Regions from separate parts of the Homo sapiens genome. Here regions 2 and 3 are each linked to region 1. The links are chromatin loops, found by intact Hi-C in ENCODE. Cell type or tissue: PC-9. All regions are shown on one strand.

The links. Peaks named below come from ENCODE experiments on the same cell type or tissue, not always from the same donor. Only the 100,000 strongest peaks of a DNase experiment are listed, where the experiment ranks them.
Region 2: a loop joins it to region 1, with 5 times the contacts of the local background. A loop is called at or near these places in 3 of 110 quality-filtered maps.
Region 3: a loop joins it to region 1, with 9 times the contacts of the local background. A loop is called at or near these places in 3 of 110 quality-filtered maps.

The regions. Positions count from the first base shown.
Region 1 is chr7:47,815,614-47,823,613 of GRCh38, forward strand. It overlaps PKD1L1 (polycystin 1 like 1, transient receptor potential channel interacting), which reads right to left. Exons shown (of 57, transcript NM_138295.5): 46 at 5,463-5,573. PKD1L1-AS1 (PKD1L1 antisense RNA 1) reads left to right here. Exons shown (of 4, transcript NR_161269.1): 3 at 2,413-2,582; 4 at 3,894-4,234. Among named protein-coding and RNA genes, the nearest start is that of PKD1L1-AS1, 24 kb to the left of the region's middle. In PC-9, CTCF peaks have their summits at 3,910 (motif pointing left) and 4,118; DNase peaks (open chromatin) are centred at 1,126 and 3,828; H3K27ac peaks cover 1,533 bases.
Region 2 is chr7:47,529,962-47,537,961 of GRCh38, forward strand. The region is part of intron 1 of TNS3 (tensin 3); the gene reads right to left. Among named protein-coding and RNA genes, the nearest start is that of TNS3, 48 kb to the right of the region's middle. RefSeq lists an enhancer at 6,814-7,687. In PC-9, a CTCF peak has its summit at 4,884; DNase peaks (open chromatin) are centred at 4,580 and 5,530; H3K27ac peaks cover 3,461 bases.
Region 3 is chr7:47,598,180-47,606,179 of GRCh38, forward strand. No RefSeq gene overlaps it. Among named protein-coding and RNA genes, the nearest start is that of LINC01447, 20 kb to the right of the region's middle. RefSeq lists an enhancer at 2,882-2,971. In PC-9, no CTCF peak of the experiment used is centred here; DNase peaks (open chromatin) are centred at 2,802, 3,412, 4,302 and 6,952; H3K4me3 peaks cover 3,357 bases; H3K27ac peaks cover 7,354 bases.

The DNA of each region.
Region 1 (8,000 bases):
ACCCTGGAACTCACTTTGCTCCTTAGTAGCAGGAGATAAGAGAGAATGGCGGGTGAAGCACTTGTTCATTTGCTCACTCCATCAGTCACTCAACAAACATTACTATGCAACTACTAGGTGTCAGGCACTCTTCTAGGCACTGGGAAACAGAAAATCAATTCTCTGCCCTCCTATGGGGAAACAGGCAACAAATAAGACAAATAAGCAAACATATACTATGTTGTGACAAATATGAAGGAGGAAAAAAAAAAAGCAGGAAAGACAGGCAAGTGGTGGGGTAAGCAGATGTTCAAGCAGCCATGGAAGCTTCAGTAGGTGGTGATGTCTAGCAAAGACCTGAAGGTGAGGGTGGAGCCCGTGGTCATCTGAGAGAGGGTATTAAAGGCAGAGGGGACGGCGAGGGCTTCCGCAAGCCTGAAGGGTGGGAAGGTGTCGGGGCCACAGGGCTGGTGCAGAGGGAGCGCCGGGGCTAGGGTAAACAAGGGAGGCTCTGGGACACACAGACCAAGACCCAGTCCTCTCTCTGCACTGACTGCCGACTGGGCGCAGCATGTGACTGGCCTCCCAAGATGCCTGTGAGTGGCAGATGTGAAGACATAGATGAAGTGCAGTGTTGGCACAAACACTAGTCTGTTTTCTTTCCAATTAACTTCTTCATTATGTTTATAGATATGCTTCATTTTTCCACCAAGGAACTGATTTAAGGGAGCACTGAAATAACATCAAATGAATGAAATTTATCATTTTTAGTTTGCTCAGACACTGCTATAAAGCCACATGCACAGGCCAAGGCTGTGCATGGCAGCAGCAGGGTGTCCATTTGGCTCTGAGCTACAGCCAGAGGCAAAAGGATAAAATCAAGTGTTCCTACGAGAAAGCAAAGTACCTCTCACCTAACTCTAAAAAACTTTCTCATACATAGCTTCCCATGAAGAGTCACTGAAGAATGGAAAGGATGGGGTGCTCATCAACATGCCCTCAGCAAACAGAAATGGCTCTGATGTGGCTGTTTCATCCAGGTTTCTCTCCACAAAAAGGGGAGACCAAAATAGTTCTCAGGAAAAGGAATTTTGTCATAAGGTGAGAAGAAGTTAGAAAGTCACCCAAGTACACACAGTTGAATGCCTGGTCCAGCACCAGATCCAGACTACTCCAAAGAATGAACACACTATGAATCATTCAGATGATGGCCATGGCTTTGGTAAACGAGGCTTGAGAGCAAAGTTGGGCTGTAGACAGCAGGCCTGGAGCCGACTCTTACTGTGAGAGCCAATTTTGCACAACTCCTCCCAACTCCATGTTCAGTGATGTCACATTGGTGGTGTGAAAGACCATGGTGGTTCCGGGCGTGGTGGCTCATGCCTGTAATCCCAGAACTTTGGGAGGCTGAGGCAGGCATATCATCTGAGGTCAGGAGTTTGAGACCAGCCTAGCCAAAATGATGAGACCCTGTCTCTACTAAAAATACAAAAAATTAGCTGGGCGTGATGGTACGCGCCTGTAATCCCAGCTACTCAGGAAGCAGGAGAATCGCTTGAACCCAGGAGGCAGAGGTTGCAGTGAGTAAAGATCATGCCACTGCACTCCAGCCTCAGTGACAGAGTGAGACTTCATCTAAAACAAACAAACAAACAAACAAAAAAACCATGGTGGGAGGATTTACACCACGGAAATTGGCTGGCAGATGCTATAAATCAGTGCTTTTGTTCTCCAGTTATTAACTGTTTCCAGCACACCACAAAGACTATGTTTACAGGTAAGGTGTAGAACGGACACTCCACTGTTGATTCAGAGCAGATTTTGCAGATAATTTAGAAAAAGTTTTTAAAAACCTGATAGTCATGACAATAATTGGACAATATTAAAAAAATCAAAGACAAATAAATGTCACTAGTGTATAGAGTAATAAAGAGATGCAGTAGCCTCAACCAATAATCTGTATATACTATAAATGTGTTCGAAAATTTCCATATGGCTGGGCACGGTGGCTCAGGCCTATAATCCTAGCACTTTGGAAGGCCGAGGTGAGTAGATCACTTGAGGCCAGGAATTTGAGACCAGCCTGGCCAATATGGCTAAACCCCCGTCTTTACTAAAAACACTAAAATTAGCCAGACATGGTGATGGGCGCCTGTAGTCTCAGCTACTTGGGGGGCTGAGGCAGGAGAATTCCTTGAACCCGGGAGGCAGAGGCTGCAGTGAGCCGAGATCGCGTCACTGCACTCCAGCCTGGGCAACAGAGCAAGGCTCTGTCTCAAAAAAAAAATTTCCATAGCATGTATGAGTAAAAGTCTAGTGAATTAATTTATCTGACTGGTTTTATTTCTTTTTTCTTACGAAGAAATGATCTCTTATCCTTTCAAGTATTTGATCTTCATTGGTTTATACATCTTTAGAACTTAATCTTTGCAGGTCTTTTATTGGGTGCTGGTTCTTAACTCTGGACTTCTCTACAAGTTTTGTCAAACTATCAAATGCAGAGCAAATTGGAGGCCTGCCAGAGCACCCAGAGGGTGGAATGAAGCAACAGAGAGGCATCAGGAAAGGAGAACACAGATGGAGACAGAGATGGGAGGCATAAGGTGAGCAGATACATCTCTGCAAATATTCACGCCAAAGGAAAGGAAGAATGAGCCAGGGGGCACAGAGATGCAGTGAAAAGGGCGGGAGGGTAGGAAAGAGGCAAAGGATGGCTGGAGGTGAATTTTCAACAGAGGAAAGTGTTGAGCATCTGCTGTGGGAAGCAAGATGATTTGACGACAAACATTGTACATTTATAGCAACTAATATGATCCATTTTCTGTGTTTTTAAAGAATAAAGTATAGACATTATAGCCATGTTGAGTTTGCACCACTTTCGGGGAAATGGTATCACTTCTTGACACTTGCTTCCCTATTGGAATAACATTAAGAAACTAAGTTAAAAAGCCCTGAAAATAACCCAAAGCCAAAAGGCCCAATGGCCAGACTGCAGACATCTCACACCTCACTCCTGGCACACCCAAAGTGCAGGTAGTGAACCAAATGAGCCAGGAGTATTCTGGCCCTGTCTGTATTAGTTACCGCAATTATATAAAATAAGCCCACAAAGCTGGCTAAACAATGCAAAAGATAAAATCAGCTGTTATTTTACTTTTATGGCACTTGGATAGAACGCTTGCTTCATTGATTGGTGCTTTATTTGCTGGTTTATTTTTTGTTTTATTATTTTTTTTTGGAACTTCATGAAGTCTTTCATAAGTTCAGAAACACTTCAAATACAACTTAAATATGGCAAAATCCAAGAACGCAATGACTACTCAGTAGTCCAGTTCCCTCCCTTTATAGATGAAGATGCTAAGTCCGAGCACTTGCCAGAGTCACCTGGCAACCAAACATGAGTTGGGGGCCCAGTCTCGGAACTCTGTTTCATCCATTTCCACTCCTGGGCTTATTTAGCTTCTCTATCTGGAATGCTAGTAAATGCCAAACCCTAAGTTGTTGTTGATGTTTCAGGATTAGGTATTGGGGGCTAGGGGGTGAGACGGAGAGGGTCCACTTTAAACATTCCATTACCAACCAGGATACTTGAATATCCCTGCCTGGTGGCCAGAGCACCCAGAGGCAGTGAGGTTTTGCATCCCTATGGGAAACATAAGGTCTATGTAAATCCAGGAGTTGTGAATGTGAGCACATCAATCTCATGTGCACCTGAGAGATCTCACAAACATTATCTCAGCTGCGATATTTCTGATTTGAATATCAAGAAGCAACAATTCATATGAGAAATATGTCAAATAATGTTGACTTGTGAAATGTGAGATGAAAAATAAACTAGCAAAAGCCAGAGGTTTTTCATGTTTAGATTTCCATTTCCATTGAGGACCCAAATTATCACTTTGTTTTGCACACAGCACCACCTACTGGCACAGGCTGTGCACTTGCACGGATAGGAGAGCTGAAAAGTTGGTCATGGATGGAAATAACTGCTGGTTTCACAAATGAGGAGGCAGAAAATTCCACTTAATTTCACTATTACAATGCTCAGCAGAAAAAAAAAAACAAAACAACTTGGATTACTGAGCTACAGAACACCCAGACTCATAGCACTGGGACTTCCAGGTCTTACCTTACGAGTGGGTCACAACACTGACAAAGGGGACAATATCCATTAGCCATTATCTTGCTGCGTATGAATAACCCTCTCTCACAAAAATAAAGATAAATATGTTCTGAAATAATTGATAAGATTAAATTGACTTTCCAGCCACTCACTTCTGCCAAAAAATCCAACCAAAAAGTATTTACGTCAAATTGAATTACTTAGTCAAAGGCAACAAACACACTGATAGAGTTGCTGCATAAATGTGTCTTTAAATATTCACCAGAGTAAATAAGGTAACTCCTGGAACACACTGAATTATTGTATTTACCAGCATTGAAATCATAGCAAAGAACCAATATTATTTCATATCATGCACTTTATAATTCAAAGCCACACTGCCTTGAAAGGACTATCAGACTGACTGTTTGTGGCAGGTGAAAATAAAGCCTAACCATGGATTCAAGAACAACTCTCAAAAAAAAGAAGACTACATTAAATGCACCTGTTGATGACAATATGCATCCCAATTTTAGAAGCACTGAGACATGGAAAAGAAATATGACACAACAAAATGCTATCATGCTTGCCTTTGCCTGGTGGTATCACGGAAATTTTTCTGCTTTACACTTTTCAGTTCTGCTAGATTTACCTATGATCAACATCTACTACTTATAGAAAGAAGGAGGAAGAAGCAAATGAACAGCTTGAGAAATGATCAAGAACTTGAGAGGTGTTAGAAACTGAAGGCCGGGCGTAGTGGCGCACACCTGTAATCCCAGCACTTTGGGAGGCCGAGGCGGGTGGATCACTTGAGGTCAGGAGTTCAAGACCAGCCTGACGAACATGGTGAAACCCCATCTCTGCTAAAAATACAAAAAAATTAGCCAAGCGTGGTGGCACATGCCTGTAATCCCAGCTACTTGGGAGGCTGAGGCAGGAGAATCGCTTGAACCTGGGAGGTGGAGATTGCAGTGAGCTGAGATGGCGCCATTGCACTCCAGCCTGGGTGACAAGAGCAAAACTGTCTCAAAAAGGAAAAAAAAAAACTGTTAGAAATTGAGTGTCAGTTATTACGAACTGCAACCATAGGCTTTGATAGAAGAACTCTGAGGTCTCCAGCAAAAAAGAAACTGCAAGACCCTGTTTTGGCACAGAACTTAAAATTCCTTCAAATATCCTTGTTTTGCTATTTACCCCAAACGAGATGCTAAGAACGTGTCCAAAGTCTGTGAATGGAAGGGGGTTTTATTACTACCAGGGAAATGGTGACAATCTTTCCAGTATTTCATATGTGGGATGTGAAACATGGGGAAGGTGCACACAGGCTATGGAATAGTGCAATGGCCCCAGATCTGGAAGAGTTACCCAAACCTCCTACCTTGTAAATTCTTTCCGGATAGCTTGATTGAGGGAGTATTCATCTTGGGAAAATCTCCCATATATTACACACAAAAGCAGAAGCAGCATGAGGATGTCCATGGAAATGTCTCTGTAAGAAGAGTTTTTAAGTTAGCATCCATACAGACCCTGTATGTAGGTACCTGAGTGCTTCAATTTGCAAAAGATTTATTATTATTATTATTATTTTTGAGACGGAGTCTCACTCTGTCACCCAGGCTGGAGTGCAGTGGCACAATCTTGGCTCACTGCAACCTCTGCCTCCTGGGTTCAAGCGATTCTCCTGTCTCAGCCTCCCGAGTAGCTGGGACTACAGGCACGTGCCACCACGCTCGGCTAACTTTTGTATATTTAGTGGAGACGGGGTTTCTCCATATTGGCCAGACTGGTCTAGAACTCCTGACCTCAGGTGATCCACCTGCCTCAGCCTCCCAAAGTGCTGGGATTACAAGCGTGAGTCACCATGCCGGGCCAGAAGATTTTAAATGAAACTCGGCTTTTAAATCCCTGGGAGAAAATTTTTGTATAATAGTGTGAGATGTGTGTTGGGGTTTATTTATTTATTTATTTTGCATATCAATATCAAGTTTTCCCAGCACTTTTTTTTTTTTTGAGGCAATCTAGCTCTGTTACCTAGACTGGAGTGCAGTGGCACAATCTCAGCTCATTGCAACCTCCCCGTCCCCAGTTCAAGCGATTCTCCTGCCTCAGCCTCCTGAGTAGCAGGGATTACAGGCACCCACCACCACGCCATGCTAATTTTTTGTATTTTTAGTAGAGATGAGGTTTCACCATGTTGAGCAGGCTGGTCTTAAACTCTTGATATCAGGTGATCCACCTGCCTTGGCCTCCCAAAGTGCTTGGATTACAGGCATGAGTCACCATGCCCGGCCCCCAGCACCATTTTTAAAAGATCATCCTTTTTCCATTGGATCATCTTTCTCTCTCTGCCAAAAAATCAGTTGAGCATATTTGGGTAAGTCTATTCCTGTGTTCTCTATTCTGTTCCATTGATTTGCGTGTCTATCTGTCCCCAAATATCATGCTGCCTTGGTTTCTGCAGCTGTATAGTATGTCTTAAATTCAGATAGTGTGCGTCCTCTGACTTTGCTCATTGTTTTCAGAATTGTTTAGGCTATTCTAGTTCCTTTGCTTTCCATATAAATTTTAGAATCAGTTTGTCAATATCTGTAAAAAAAAGCTTGTGGTATTTTGCCGGGCGCAGTAGCTCACGCCTGTAATCCCAGCACTTTGGGAGGCCAAGGCAGGCGGATCACGAGGTCAGGAGATCGAGACTATCCTGGCTAACACGGTGAAACCCCATCTCTACTAAAAATACAAAAAAAAAAAAGAGCCAGGCATGGTGGCAGACACCTGTAATCCCAGTTACTCGGGAGGCTGAGGCAGGAGAACAGCTCAAACTCGGGAGGCGGAGGTTGCAGTGAGCCGAGATCGCGCCATTGCGCTCCAGCCTGGGTGACAAAGTGAGACTCCGTCTCAAAAAAAAAAAAAAAAAAAAAAAAACAGCTGTGGTATTGCATTGAAACTACAGATCAAATTAGAAAGAATAGACTTCTGAACATTACTGAGTCCTCCAATCAATGCACACAGTCTATCTCTCCATTTATTCAGATCTTCCTGACTTCTTTCATCAGTGTTTTGTGGTTTTCAACATACAGATCCTGCACACGTTTTCTTAGACTTACATCCATGTACTTCATTTATTTGGTGCTGTTGTAAATAGTATTCCTTTTTAAATTTCAATTGTTCATTACTGGTATATAGGAATATAATTTACTTTTTTATATTGACTTGTGTCTTGCAAACTTGCTAAATTCACTTATTAGTTCCAGAACCCTTTTTTTTTTTGTAAATTATTTGGGATTTTCTGCAAAGAAAATTTATGTCATTTGCCATTAGATGGTTTTATTTCTTCCTTTCAAATCAATACGTTTTTAACTTCTTTCTCTTGCCTATTGCATTGGCTAGGACTTCCAATGTGATGTTCAATAGGTGTGATCGGAGAGGACATTTTTGCCTTGTTTGATATCTTAAAAAACATTCGATATCTCTCTATTAAGTATGATGTTAGGTGTCGAGTTTTCATAGATACCCTTTATTAGCTCAGGGAACTCTTTTCTATTCCTACTTCTAGTCCTAGTTTGCTGAGAGGTTCTTTTTTTTGGATGAATTAATGTTGAATTTTATCAAATGCTTTTTCTGCCTCTATTGAGACGAGCATGTGGTTTTTCTTATTTAGTCTATTAATATGGTGAATTACATTAATTACTTTCCTCCTCGTGTCTCTTCCAGTCCATAGGTATCATCTTTATTTATTTTTGCTTCTTTGCGATTTATTTGTTGAGCAAGTGGTTATTTGTACTATAGATTTCTGTCTTGCTTTCCAGGGTGATATCAACATACTCTTACTGTAAACTACAAGTTGGCAAAATAACTTCATCAGATTAAGATTGGACTGTTTTGGGTAGGTTGCCTCATAGATGATGGTGTTTTCCCA
Region 2 (8,000 bases), 290 kb before region 1:
TGTGGAATAAATGGTACAACTACTTTAGAAAATGGTTTGACAATTTCTTATAAACTTAAACATACACCTAACCTATGACTCAGCAATTCCATTCTTATTTACACTAAAGAGAAATAAAAGCCTATGTCCACAAGAGAAAGAAAGGTCATAACAGCTTTATATAACCCAAATGTCCATCATAATAACTATTCTATATGCTAGAAAGTTAAGTAGAGATCTGAAAAACATAAAAAGATCCAAATCAAACATTCATTGAGGAAAATGTAAGAATACAGTGCAAGATACACTGGATGCGATTACTGGCAGATTAGATCCTGCAGAAGCACAGGTGAATGAACTTGAAGACATCACAGTACGAACCTCCCAACGCAAAGCACACAGAGATGAGACAACCTAAATAAACAAATAAACAAGCATCAGTAAGCTGTGGGAGAACTTTAACCAACATAACATATGTGTAATGGAGACTGACGGAGAAGGGCAGGGAAGGGGGGATATTTGAAAAAATAATGGCTGAAACTTTTTCAAACCAGGAGGAAAACTATAAACCCACAGATCCAAGAAACTCAAGAAATTTCTTGGCCAGGCTCGGTGGCTCACACCTGTAATCCGAGCACTTTGGGAGGCAGAGGCGGGTGGATCACCTGAGGTCAGGAGTTCCAGACCAGCCTGGCCAACACGGTGAAACCCCGTGTCTACTAAAAATACAAAAAATTAGCCGGGCATGGTGGTGGTGCCTGTAATCCCAGCTACTCGGGAGGCTAAGGCAGGAAATCGCTTGAACCCAGGAGGTGGAGGTTGCAGTGAGCCGAGATCGCGCCATTGCACTCCAGCCTGGGCAACAAGAGTGAAACTCCATCTCAAAAAAAAAAAAAAAATATATATATATATATATATTTCTAGCACAAGAAATGTGACAGGAACTACCCCAAGGCATACAATAATCAAATTGCTTAAACCCAGTAACAAAGAGAAAGATCTTAAAAACAACCACGGGGCCAAAAGACACATTACATGCAGGGAACCAACCAATAGGATAACAGGTTTCTCATTGTTTTAAAAAATATAAGTGAGAAGACAGCAGTATAATAGGAAATACTGAAAGATGGACACAAAGAAGGGAACAGACACCAGGGCCTACTTGAGGGTGGAGGGTGGAAGGAGGGTGAAGATTGAAAAACTACCTATCGAGTACTACGCTTATTACCTGGAGGAGGAAATAATCTGTACACCAAACCCCCACAACACACAATTTACCTATATAATAAACCTGCACATGTACCCTGAATCTAAAAGTTAAAAAAATAAACAAAATAGAATAAAACAAAATACTGAAAGAAAACTTGTCAATCTAGAATCCTGTACCCAATAAAAATAGCTCTTCAAAATAAAAGTGAACCAAAAACTTCTTAAAATATGCAAAAAAAGATATACAATTAAAGCCCAAAAAAAATCATCACCAGCTGACACCTATGACATATTAAAGACAGTGCTTGGGCAAAAAGGACATGGCAGATGGAATTATGGCTTTACACCAACAGATGAAGAGCACCAGAAATGCTAATTACACAGGTAAATTTATGAGTTTTTCTTATTATTTAAAGCTCACCAAAAGATAATTAACTGTTTAAACAATAGTGTAATGTGACATGTGACATATGTAAAAGTAAATTTTCTGAAAAAATAGCACAAAGTTCAGGAAAGAAGAAAAGGAAATATACTATTGATGACAGCGGTTGCTACCATCACGCTGGCTGCAGCAGGGAGGTGAGGCTGGGGCTGCACTCTCCATGGAGCCGGTGGGAGCTCCACCCCTTCTGAGTTGGGGTGGGAACTCCCTGGGTGCCACTGCAGCTGCCCAAACTGCAGCTGTAGATCCAAGCCTCCCTGCGCTCTTGAGTGGGGCCAGGAGCAGGCAGGATCTGCCCCCCGGGGTGCAGCTGCAGCCACCATCCACGGCTGCAGACCTGGGCCTCCCACTCCACCACACAGGCGGGAGCTGGGGAAAAGCAGGAGCTCCCTGAGTGCAGGCAGCTGCAGCCACCCTCCCAGGCACAGCACCCAGGCATCTCTGCGGCCTGCACCCTCGGGCGCATGGGAAGCCCCCCCCCGCCCACCATCCCTGCTGGCTCAGGAGTGTCTATTCTGGCTGCCTGGCCTGTCTCCTCTCCCGGCCCCCCACCTCTCATCTCAGAGCGGGATTGGGGACAAGTACCAGGGCCTTGAATGGCAGCGGTAGGCAAAGTCCTGGGCAGAAGGGGGTGGGTCCTCAGTAAGGCCCCACCTTCAGGCCAGGGAGGGCCTGTAGGCTGGGGACGGGCTGCCAGTCCCACAGACTGGAGTGGGGACTCATGGTGCCTCTTCCAGCCAGCCCATGGCCGCCCATGGACCAATCAGCAGGCACTTCCTCCCCTCCAAGGGCTTTTCCATGTTCAGCCAGAGCAAGAGAGAGGACAGAGAGAATGGAGAGACCACAAGAGACCAGCTGCACAGAGGAGCTACCCTCTCTGCCGAGAGCTTCAGAGACCTGCAGAGATGTTGGGACTTCCAGCTGCAGAGAGGAACTACCCTCTCCAGGGCCTCCTCTCTGCTGAGAGCAGCAGAGGTCGGGATGACCTGCCTACAGAGAGGACACTGTGGGTCTCCTCTGAGCTGTTTAACACTTAATAAAGCTTATCTTCATCTTCTTCACCCTTCCCCGTCTGCCTATCTCATTCTTCCTGGACACAGGACAAGAACTCAGGCAAAGGTGCCACTGGCCACAGAGGTTTCCAGCCAGAAATTGGACACCCCAAAGATCCCATAAGACTATTATAAGGCTCTCATAGTATTCATGAAGTGGATATAATATCACTTGAAGGTAGCCTGTGATGTTACAGAGGTATAGTATAAACCCTAGAGCAACCACTAAAATCATGAATTATAGGTAATAAGCAAACAAGAGAGATAAAATGAAATAATAAAAATTATTCAATTAATCTAAATGGCAAAAGGAAGTAAAACAAAGGCAGAACAAACAATAGGTAGGAGAAATAGAAAACAAGTAGCAGTATGACAGATTCAAACCTTGCCATATTAATAATCATATTTATGTAAATAGTCTAAGTATCTCAATTATAAGTCAACAAAAGTTGTCAGATTTTATATATATATATATATATATTTTTTTTTTTTTTTTTTTTTTTTTTTGAGACAGAGTCTCGCTCTGTCGCCCACACTGGAGTACAGTGGCGCAATCTTGGCTCACTGCAACTTCTGCCTCCCAAGTTCAAGCAATTCTCTGCCTCAGCCTCCCAAGTAGCTGGGATTACAGGCACCCGCCACCATGCCTGGCTAATTTTTGTATTTTTAGTAGAGACAGGGTTTCACCATGTTGGTCAGGCTGGTCTCGAACTCCTGACCTCGTGATCCATCCGCCTTGGCCTCCCAAAGCGCTGGGATTACAGGTGTGAGCCACCGCACCTGGCCTTTTTTTTTTTTTAAAAGACAAAGGCTAGAAAAAAGAGGTACCTTGCTGATGTTAATCAAAGGGAAGTTGGAGTGGCTATATCAGACAAAGTAGGCTACAGATCAAAGAACATTACCAAGGATATAGAAAGTCCTCTCATAATAATAAAAGGATTGATTCATCAAGAACACCTAACAGTCCTAAACATTTAATCACTGATATGGCTTGACTGTGTCCCCGCCCAAATCTCATCTTGAATTCCCATGTGTTGTGAGAGGGACCCAGTGGGAGGTAACTGAATCATGGCGGCAGGTCTTTCCTGTGCTGTTCTCATGATAATGAATAATTATCATGAGATCTGATGGTTTTATAAGGGGGAGTTCCTCTGCACAAGCTCTCTCTCTTTGCCTGCTGCCATGTGAGATGTGCCTTTCACCTTTCGAAATGATTGTGAGGCCTCCCCAGCACGTGGAACTGTGAGTCCATTAAATCCTTTTTCCTGTATAAATTGCCCAGTCTTGGGTATGTCTTCATCAGCAGCATGAAAATGGACTAATACAATCACCTAATAAAGAACTTCATGGCCAAGCGCGGTGGCTCATGCCTGTAATCCCAGCATTTTGGGACGCCGAGGCGGGTTGATCACCTGAGCTCAGGAGTTCAAGACCAGCCTGGCCAACATGGTGAAACCCCGTCTCTACTAAAAATATAAAAATTAGCTGGGCGTGGTGGCGGGCACCCGTAATCCCAGCTACTCAGGAGGCTGAGGGAGGAGAATCCCTTGAACCCAGGAGTCAGAGGCTGCAGTAGGCCGAGATCATGGCACGGCACTCCAGCCTGGGTTGACAGAGTGAGACTCCATCTCAAAAAAAAGAAAAAATAAATAAAGTAGGGGAAAGAGTCCTGAACCAAGCAGAAGCCTTCACATAAGTTCTGATACCTACACTACAAGCTCTGTGGCCCAGGACAAGTCACAACCTCTCTTAAATAGAAAAGATATCCTCCCCCTCCTGTCTCTTAACAGCTATTGTAAATGACCAAACGCTGTATCATCTGTCAGTTCATAGGAATCACTGGGGCAGTTTTTAAAACAGCTGACCCAGGCTCCACCCCAGACCAATTAAATCAGATTACCTGGAGGTTGAATCAGAACACTGGAATGTTGTCAAACCCCCCACCCCAGCTCCATCCCGTGATTCTAATTTGCGGCCAAGACAGAACCACCACTGTATATAACCGACTATACTGTAAGTATCTATATACATTTAAGGTACTGTTATTATGTAGTTGTTCCTATGTCGGTATCTGGTTTTTTCAAAGAGATTGCATCCTTTCTGATAACACAGGTTGTGTGTTCAGTGCTCTGCAAAAGAAGGATAATGATGCTGCTAATTATGCAGTTGGTAACACTAGCTAAGTGCTTCTGTGTCATTACCGTAATCACCACTAGTCTACAAACCGTGATGGTGAGATGCAAAACCGAGATGCAGCACCACACAGCCAATGGATGAGGCATATGAGACTCAGGCCTCATATGCCTCAAGCCCCAGTCTCACGCTCAGACAAGAGTAGCATTCAAACACCTAACAAACACATCTCTCTATTGCAATGCAGCAGCTGGTACGTACTTTTCACTCGTATTGCAGTTATTTGTTTATATGCCTTCTCTCCTGTGCTATATTGCAATTTCCTAGATGCAGGACACCAGGCTCTTTCCCCTTTGTCCTCTTAGGGCCCTGCCCAGCGCCTGGCAGACAGTGGACCATGGACCCTCAATTAATATTTGTTGACCAAATGAATTAGCCACAGTCTGTGGGCCAAGGAAAGATACTGTGACCTTTCATTCCTCACAAATACCTTTATTCCAACCAGGGAGAAAGAGGCACTGTTTTCCTGCAGCTTTCTTGCCCACTGGTCCACAGCTAGAAAACTTAAAGAGGGAAACAGCATAAGCACTGTTGCGAGGGCTCAGCCATTTGAATTGCTGGATCTCTGAGGAGTTCATTTAGGATAGTGTAATAACATCTGCTCACGCTTCATCTGTACATAACATCTCTATTGTGAAATGAGACCAGACGGGATTAGACTGCCCTTGTTTTCACCTGATACTGTGCTTTCATTTCTCCCAAAGGGGGAGAGGAGGCAGCAATGCTGAAGCATTTAGCAGGCTCAGTTCAGGAATCTAAATTGCACTTAATTGTTAGGAACAAAATGTTGGAAGGGTAGAGAGCAGGCTGCTGGTTCCACAAGGACTCCCTGAGGGGGACACAGTAATTAGTGCTGGTCTTGATTGTGAGGTCTCTTTTGAGAAAGAAAAATCTCTGCAAAATTGAACAGGGAGGTGCTCCACATGAATGCTCCACTCTGCCGAAATGCAAAACCGCAGGGATCTCTCGGATAGGTTCTCCCGGCTAAAGGTCGCCCTGGCAAAATGGTTACACACGCAAAAGTGCAAAGCTGCATCAGCACAATCCCAGCTATGTTTTCCTTTCAGGAAATATTCAGCTCCACCATAGTAAGAGGATTTAGGTAGGCATTCAGGCACCTGGGAAACCTTCAGAGGCATTCTGGAGAGGCAGACACTGATCAAAAACACATTCCCAGCCCAACTTTACTCTGATGTTAAACAGCCAGGAACACTTCCGGGCCTCGGGGATATTTCCCAGCCCACAGGGGGCCGGTATCTGGGGCAAGAGGGACACCCTCCACATCCAACACATATTGTTCCCACACTTCCAGGCAGCAGCGTTTGACCACTAAACTTTAAAAGGGAACGCAGTACACCTCAAGTTAACCAGCTGAAATTTTGACAGTTTTTCACCCCACAGAACCTTACAAAAGCTTCAGAAAAACAAATGCAATAACTTAGGGAAAGGGAGGCTGAACCTAGCGGGGAGCCAACCAGCACCGCTCTGTTTAATTCAGCAATAACTTAGGGAAAGGGAGGCTGAACCTAGCGGGGAGCCAACCAGCACCGCTCTGTTTAATTCAAACACCGTGAAAGGCCGTCCTGTGGACCACAGAGCACCGCTGGAACCCATGCGGTCCCCAGGGAACCTGTAAGGATTCCTACATCCCAGCGCATCCCCCACTTCATTGCAGAGCTAAAATGCCCTTTACCTTTGCAAGAAACACGCGAGGGATAGCAGGTCTGCGCAATGGCCAGTATCCCAATTCCATTGCAGGGAAATGAACCCAAGAAGCCTTTTCAAGAGGCAGTTGAGTTAGAAAGAGCTAAGCCTGAACCCTCTTCCACGCTTACCAGAAGACGCCCCCACTAGGCAAAGCTCCACTGGCCCTCTCGCTCCTTGTCCTGCGCGTGCACACACAAGGGTACACACGCACCCACGAGGACTCAGGCACGGACCAGCGTACACATGCCTGCACACACAGACGCGCGCTCACAAGCACACACGCGTGGACGTGCAGACGGGGTGCACACACACTGACATACGCGCACTGACAAGGGCACACGCATACACATGAGCACAAGCGGGTACACACCAGCACAGCGTCCACGGGCACCAGTGCACACCCGGCGCAGCCCACGTGCGTGCAGCCCTGAAGGCGCCCGTGCCTCGCGCCCCTGGCCATGCACACCAGCTCCGGGCCGCACTCACCTGGCGCCGGCGCCGGCGCGACCGGGTTCCGCGCGCGAACCCTCCCGGTGGCCCAGGGGTCAGGGCGCGCAGCCTCATGGCTGCCCCTGCCGCCCGCGGGGAGCCGGGCTCGGCCGGGCGAGGGTGGCCGCTGACCCCTCCCCAGCGGCTATCTGGGGGGAGGATGCCTCCCGAGTCCCCTGCGGACACAAGTCCCAGGAAATGGCCAACACGGGAGGGGCCAAGGGCTCTCCGTGGCCGCCGGCCCAGGTCCCAGCCGCGCGCCGCAGCCTCCACGGCCACTCCTGCCCGTCAGAAGTCAGACGCCGGGAACAAAAGCCAGGCGCGAGCGCACGGTCCCGCACGGCGTCCCTCCATCTGACACGAATTAGCCCTCCCTCCCCCGCCCGCCCCAACCGCAGCTCCGAGCGAGCGCGGAGGCACAGGCTGAGCCGCCAAACACTGGGAAAGTGGGTGAGGAAACGCCTTCCAGGCGGGGGGAGCAGGATCTTGCAGCCGCCATCTGATTGGAATTACCGACGCGCCGCGCTTGGCGCAGGGTTCAGCTTTACTAGGATTTCAAACCTCTCCGAGAACGCTGGCGAGGTGCTTAAAAGAATCAAAACCGGGCAAGCTCTGGCTTTCGGAATTTCTAAATCTTGAATATTATCCAGTCAACTCTGCATCTGTAATGAGCAGTAATCTACACTACCCTGATAATCTACACTAGCAAACAGGGCATTTGGAGTGGAAAGCAGGTAAACACCGAGGCAGAAAGGCTTTTTTTCTAATTTGCTTCTTCTACTAAAAAACTAGGAGCCTGGCCTTGCAGAGAGGGACACGCCTAACCAGGTAAGGATTTCAAGCAAATATCAAAGCACAGGACCGCCCGGGGCCTTGCACACCTGGGGGCTGGGCTGCACCTCCCTATCTCCCAGCCTATCCCTCCCTCA
Region 3 (8,000 bases), 220 kb before region 1:
GTTTTCCCTGCTTCATGGATACGTACCACATCAGTACCCATGGCTGGCACCTGCCAAGTTTGCCGGGGCTCAGGGATAAAGGGTGGAGAGTGAAGGGAGGATGCTCGCTTTCTCTATTCATCACACCCTGAGTTTTTGCTGAGAGAAGGAAGGGAATGAGGGATGCCTCTATTCCCTGTCTTTCAGAATGGGCAACCCGTTCTCTTCACCACCCCCAGCTTATACTCCTCTGGAGTGTATCCTGAACCACTGGAACTGCTTGGACTCTCAGAGTCTGGAGGAAAAGTGCCTCATATCCCTCTGCACAAAGGTTTGGCCAAATTATGATTCACAGGAAAGACTGGCTTGGCCTCAGGGAGGAACCATTCATTTCAATACAATCTGGCAATTGGAACTTTTCTGTAGATGTGAGGGCAGGTAGTCTGAGGCTCCATATGTGTAGGCTTTCTGTACCTTGCAAGGACCTTTGCCGACAGTGTAGGATTGATCTAGCCTTCCTGTTTGCCATCTCAAGGAAGGCTGCAAGGGGCAAGCCCAGGGAAGTAAAGACACGAGTGCCAGAGGCACCCCCAGCAGAGGAGCCAGCTCCCTCAAACCCTGTTCCTCCAAGTTCACCCCTGCCTCCTTCTACAGCTTCAGCGTCTCACTTGCCCACTCCTAAAAATCCTCCCCCTAAACAAGCCCCAGTCTCACTTTTGCCCCTCCAACAAATGCCCAGTGAATTTGGGCCCAGTAAGGTCCAGGTCCCCTTCTCCCTACGGGACTTAAAGTAAATTAAGGAAGATCTTTGCAAGTTTTCAGATGACCCTGATAGATAAATAGAGGCTTTCCAGAATTTCACCCAAATATTTGAACTCTCCTGGAGAGATGTTATGTTACTTTTGAATCAGACCCTGATGGACACTGAGAAACAGGTCGCTCTTCAAGCAGCAGAGAGATTTGGGGATGAGCTTTGTGTCACATATAGCATCAGGGAAGGGGGTGAACATTATCCAACCTGAAGAGAAGCAGTACCAGTGAATGACCCTACATGGGATCCCAGTGACAAGATGGAAGATGAGAAGAGGAAACACTTTCAGGTGTGCATAATGGAGGGCTTACATAGGACTCTCAATTATACTAAGTTGTCCATGATTGACCAGGGATTTGATGAAAATCCCACTGCCTTCCTGGAAAGGCTAAGAGAGGCCTTGGTAAAGCACACCTCTCTATCTCCTGATTCAGTCAAGGGACGGCTAATCCTAAAGGATAAATTTATCACTCAGGCTGCCCCTGACATCAGTAGGAAGTTGCAAAAACCGGTCCTAGGACCAGACAGTATATTAGAGGACCTCTTGAAAGTGGCTACCTCAGTCTTTTATAATAGAGAAAGGGAAGCCTAGGAAAGAGAGACAAGATACAGGTATTCCCAGGGTGCATCTGTGAATTGCTAAGGATATGGCAAGAACAGCTATCTCTCTTCTAAAGTTTATCCGCTCCCATACAAGGTTTAATTTCTTTCACCAGGATGAAACAGCTTGGGGTACAATGTTGTTGTTAGTATATTTTACTTCTTGTCTCTGTAATCTTTGGCACTCAATTCTTTCCTTGTTATAATACACATGTTTAACTCATGCATTCTTAACCTTATAAAACTTGTTTTTTTCTCTCATGCCTAGAAACCCTCAAACTCCAAACCGTCAGGCAACCGGAGCCTCAAACGATGGCTCCCCTTTGCTAGGAACCCTTAGATAGACCTCTGGGAGGAGTCTGACTGCCGTTTTCCCCAAAACAACGCCCCTGTCAACAGGAAACAGCTAAGACCGGTCATCGTCCATATTCTAGTGGCAGTTAGATGTACCTCTTTAAAGGGGGGATATGATAAGGGAGTGCTGGGAAGGGAAGAGCGTGGTCCCTTTAAATGATACAGAAGCAGAGAGGGGAAGAGCTGGGTAGAAGAAGGCGGGTTCCTGGCTAGGGCTTCACCCCCAAGGACCTAGGTGAGGACAGGCACTTCTGCTTTCACGTCCAAATGTTGCAATTTCCAAGACCACCCTGGCCCACCACCACCTGGCCCCATCCTGGGCCTATAAAAACTGAGACCTTAACAAGGCAGAGACACACAAGCGACTGGACATTGTGAGGAACACATAGGTGGAAGAAGACACAAGCGGCTGATCGTCGAGAGCACGCAGGCAGAAGAGCACATTGACAGGCACCGGCATGCCCGCAGGCCATCAACTGGTGTAATGACATGGAGTTTGGCTGGGGCAGTCTGAGGAGAGCCTGGGCTGCCGAGCTGCCCAACTCCAGGGGAAAACAATTTCCCTCTGGCTCCCCTGTCTGCTGAGAGCTACTTCCACTCAATAAAACCTTGCACTCATTCTGCAAGCCCATGTGTGATCTGATTCTTCTAGTACACCAAGGCAAGAAACCCAGGGATACAGAAAGCCCTCTGTCCTTGAGACAAGGTAGACGGTCTAATTGAGCTGACTAACACAAGCTGCCTATGGATGGCAAACTAAAAGATCACCCTGTAACACACGCCCACTGGGGCTTCAGAAGTTGTAAACATTCACCCCTAGACACTGCCATGGCATCAGAGCCCCACAACCTGCCTGTCTGTATGCTCCCCTAGAGGTGTGAGCAGGGGGGCACCAAAGAAGTGAGCCACATCCCCATCACATGCCCTGTGAAGAGGACAAGGGAACTTTTCCCGTTTCAACTGCATTACAGCAACATAATGAGATACTGTCTCTTTAAAAAAGTCTGAAAACCACTAATCTACGGTTCTATTGGCGTGATTCACAGCTGAGAAAACTGGGGCTGCAGGACAGGGTGCTGAGCCAAGACGGGCACTGAGTTCTTTCTCCGGGTCAGAGCAAGCTCCTTCCTCCTCCACCAGTGTCTTTTCTCCTGACTTGTTTTCTGACCATTCACCCTGGGTTCAGCTTGGAGCAGGGCCTGTGTATTTACTGCTGAGGCCACATTAACTCTTAGCAATGATTAAATTTTGACATCTCAAAACCACACTTCCGAATGTCCCCTTCAGAGGGATGCAATGATAACTCCTGCAGACCTTCAGCAAAGGGATATTACTTTTGTGCCCCCTTGGTCCCAGTGTAAAAGTGTTGACTGAAATTAAAAAGGGGAAGTGGTTGTAATTCACCAGGGCCTTTCCTCTTAAGTGGGTCTTGACTTTAATTTCCACCCTCAAGGTGAAGGGCAGAAGGTTTCTCTGCAATTTCACATTAGTTTAACAAATGGTTTAATGAGCACTAAAATCAGTGCTACCCTATGTTGCCCAACCCCAGGAAGAGTGATTCACATTGAATAGAATGTGGATGCTGCCTGTCCCTGGGATGGTGGGGTTCACAGCTTTGCCTAAGAAATCTGTTCAGTGTGTACATTAACACAATGCACGGGGGGAAGGTGATTCACACCAATTCATGGGGGAAGGTGATTCACACCAATGCATTGGGGAAGACATCAACCAGGGGAGGAGACGGCCACATAAGGAAAGAAGCATATTGTGATATGGAAGGTAAAACAGAGGTGCAGGGTGGCCTGGAGGAGGAAATGACTGACACTGAGAGGGGTTTAGGGATGTCCTCATGGAGATGGTGACATCTGAGCTGCATTTTGAGACCTCTGCCGAAATCAGTCATGTCACACTGTGTGATTCAGAGCCACCTGTGTGATTCAGAAGCAGCTGGTGAAAAACACCGTGAAGCTTCCCACTATGGAGAGACCCTCTGACGACAAACTCAGGCCCAACTGATGGCAGATCCTGCTCAGCACACATTTGACAAAGCAAAGTTCACCTTGTTAGAAGTTGACACCCCCCACCTGCTCCTGTGCAGAGGTCCTGCATTCTTACACCCTGGCCAGAAGAGGTGTCAGAGTGGGGCATGGACTCTGTAAGCTGCAAAAGAAGCTGCCTGGGAGGAGTCAGGCTGGAGGTCAGCTTCTACTTTAAATTCTCTATGGGACACTGGTAAAACTACAGCCAGGATTCAATTCCAAGAAGGTTATCAGAGAGACAATCCAAGGTTTAGGTGCAAAGATGTTCAGGGCAGCATTGTTTATAATTATGAGAAATATAACAATCAGAAAACATTTCCTGAGGACACTATGGTCAGGGAGCAGTTTCTGTGTTTTAAAGGAATAGCCTGCTGTGGTTTTGAATAGTTGTGTCCCCTCTAAAACTCATGTTGAAACGTAATCCCCAATGCAACAGTGTTAAGAGGTGTGGCCTAATTAGGAGGTGATTGAGTCATGAAGGCTCTGACAACCTGATGGGATTAGATGCCCTTAGGAAAAGCCCTGGTGGAGGGAGTAAGTTCCCTGGTTGGCCCCTTTGGTTCCTCCCACCTTGTAAGGACACCATGTTCCTCCCCTTGGTCGTATGCAGCAATAAGACACCATTTTGGAAGAGCAGACCAGGCTGTCCCCAGGCACTGAACCTGCTGCGACCTTAATCTTGGACTTTTCAGCCTCTAGAACTGTTGATAAAATACATTTCTGCTCTTTATAAATTATTCAGTCTCTGGTTTCTTGTTATAGCAGCACAAACAGTCAAAGACATAGCCTATTGAGACAGGAATTATAATTGTTCCCATTTCCCAGGCAGCAAAACAGGAACTCTAAGAGGGCAGGTTTGAACTCAACCTGCATGGGATTGGCAAGGTGAAAATGATGGCTTCAGGCCGGGAGCAGTGGCTCACGCCTGTAATCACAACAATTTGGGAGGCCAAGGTGGGCGGATCACCTGAGGTTAGGAATTCGAGACTAGCCTGGCCAACATGGTGAAACCCCTTCTCTACTAAAAAAAAAAAAAAAAAAAAATACAAAGATTAGCCGGGCATGGTAGTGCACACCTGTAGTCCCAGCTACTCAGGAGGCTGAGACAGGAGAATCTCTTGAACCCTGGAGGGGGAGGTTGCAGTGAGCAGAGATCGTGCCACTGCACTCCAGCTTGGGCGACAGAGCGATAATCTGTCTCAGGAAAAAATAAATAAAATAAAATGATGGCTTCAAAAAATTTTCTTAGAAGATTTTGCTCAAACAATCTAAAGTTATGCAGAAAAGACATGCTTACATAGATAAAAACATGCTTAGAAGGAACCTTGGGCAGTGGGCATGGTGGCTCACACCTGTAATCCCAGCATTTTGGGAGGCCGAGGCAGGCAGATCACAAGGTCAGGAGATTGAGACCATCCTGGCCAACATGGTGAAACCCCATCTCTACTAAAAATACAAAAATTAGCCAGGCGTGGTGGTGTGCACCTGCGGGAGGCTGAGGCAGGAGAATCACTTGAACCCAGGAGGCAGAGGTTGCAGTGAGCCAGTGAGAGGTGAAGCCAGCTGGATTTCCTGGGTTGAGTGGGGACTTGGACAACTTTTCTGTCCAGCTAAAGTATTGTAAACACACCAATCAGCCCTCAGTGTCTAGCTAAAGGATTGTAAACACACCAATCGGCACTCTGTAAAAATGCACCAATCAGCGCTCTGTGTCTAGCTAAAGGATTGTACACGCACCAATCACAGCTCTGTAAAATGGACTAACCAGTGCTCTGTAAAATGGACCCATCAGTGCTCCGTAAAATGGACCAATCAGCAGGACGTGGGTGGGGCCAAATAAGGGAATAAAAGCTGGCCACCAGAGCCAGCAGCAGCAACCTGCTCAGGTCCCCTTCCAGGCTGTAGAAGCTTTGTTCTTTTGCTCTTCACAATAAATCTTGCTGCTGTTCATTCTTTGGGTCCACACTACCTTTATGAGCTGTAACACTCACCATGAGGGTCTGTGGCTTCATTCCTGAAGTCAGTGAGACCACGAACCCACCAAGAGGAACAAACAACTCTGGACACGCCACCGTTAAGAGTTGTAACACTCACTGCGAAGGTCCGTGGCTTCACTTCTGAGGTCAGTGAGACCACGAACCCACCAGAAGGAAGAAACTCCGGACACATCTGAACATCTGAAGGAACAAACTTCGGACACATCTTTAAGAGCTGTAACACTCACTGCAAGGGTCTGCAGCTTCATTCTTGAAGTCATAGAGACCAAGAACCCACCAGAAAGAATAAATTCTGGACACATGGAGATCGTGCCATTGCACTCCAGCCTGGAGGCAGAGGGAGACTCTGTCTCGAAAAAAAAAAAAAGGAACCTTGCAAGAAGTAAACATGTTAATGGTGACAACCAGGATTGTCCCTTGGGGGTAGGATTACTGGCAATTGTTAAGGCACCTTAGACTTTTCCTTCATTTTCTAGTTTCCCACTGTGGGGTTACATTACTTTCATGATGTGAAAAACCCATGCTACTTGCCAATGACTTAAATTATATATTCGACTGGGCACAGTGGCTCACACCTCTAATCCCAACACTTTGGGAGGCTGTGGTGGGCAGATAGTTTGAGCCCAGGAGTTCAAGACCAACCTGGGCAATACAGTGAGACCCCATCTCTACAAAAAATGTAGAAACATCATCCACAAAATATGTAGAGACATCCTCATGCCGGTAGCCCAAGCTACTCAGGAAGCTGGGACAAGAGGTTCACTTGAGCCTGGGAGGCAGAGGTTACTGTGAGCCAAGATCGCACCACTGCTCTCCAGCCTGAGTGATAGAGCAAGACTCTGTCTCCAATAAATGAGTGAATGATATGTTCTTGCAGTATTGGACCTGTTGGCATCTAAATATCTCACCTCAAAGATTATAGAAGTGCTGTTCTGGATGTTGCTATCCCTGTGAAACCTTCTCCAACCCCCGCCCTCCCTCCTTGGCTTAATTGCGGATACTGTTTCCAAGTAAAGCAAATTTCATTTCTCCAAATTAAAGTGACATGAAGCAGGTTTTTCACCCTGGTCAGCCCTTGCCACATAGTTGGGATGCCAGAATTCTTTCAAATAGCATGGAAAGTCCCAAAGACCAAACTAGAGTTCAACCTCTAAGTAAATAACTTCTCTTGCCAACATTCCTTTCTGGGGTGAGCCTTCCAATTTTTTTCATGCAAGTCAGTCTGTAAACTCTGCACAGCCAGCCTGGTGAGGCCCTACAGTAAACAGCGCACCTCCACTCCATATACGTGATTAAGGAGCTGGGGTCCAGACCTCAAAGTGTCCTCAACATGCGTTCAGGAAGAGCCATTTGTTACCTATGGTAGACTGCTGAAGCTGATGGTGACTTACTTAGAAAGTAATGAAACAGGACAGGCGCAGTGGCTCACGCCTGTAATCCCAGCACTTTGGGAGGCCAAGGCAGGTGGATCTCCTGAGTTCAGGAGTTCGAGGCCAACCTGACCAACATGGTGAAACCCCGTCTTTACTAAAAATACAAAAATTAGCCAGGCATGGTGGCAGGCACCTGTAATCCCAGCTACTCGGGAGGGTGAGACATGAGAATAGCTTGAACCTGGGAGGCGAAGGTTGATTGCGCCATTGCACTCCAGCCTGGGCAACACAGCAAGACTCTGTCTCAAAAAAAATAAAAAATAAAAACAAAAGTAATGAAACAGGCCAGGTGCAGTGGCTCAGGCCTATAATCCCGGCAGTTTGGGAGACCGAGGCAGGTGGATCACGAGGTCAGGAGATTGAGACCATCCTGGCCAACATGACTTTTTTTTGAGACAAAGAAAGAGAGAGAGAGAGAGAGGGAGGCAGGGAGGGAGGGAGGGAGAAAGAAAGAAATGAAAGAAAAGAAAGAGAAAGAAAGAGAAAGTAATGAAATAGCAGAGGCAAAGTGATGTCTCCAGCAATGGGGTTCTCATTCCCTTTCCTACTGATGCCTGTACTACTCTGGTTAAAAAGAGTAAACTCACTCACAACCCTGGGCCCTCCATCCTGTGTGCTGCAATGGAGTGAAAGTTTGGAAATTCCAACTAAGAAATTAAACATTGAGCAAAGAGTCTGCTTTCTCCAGTATTGGGTATAAAGTCAAATGGCATTAGGGCTGAGGGCCTCGTATGGCATCTTTGCCTGGGTGGACTGGCTGGTGCAGTGAGTTCAGGGTACAGAAGGC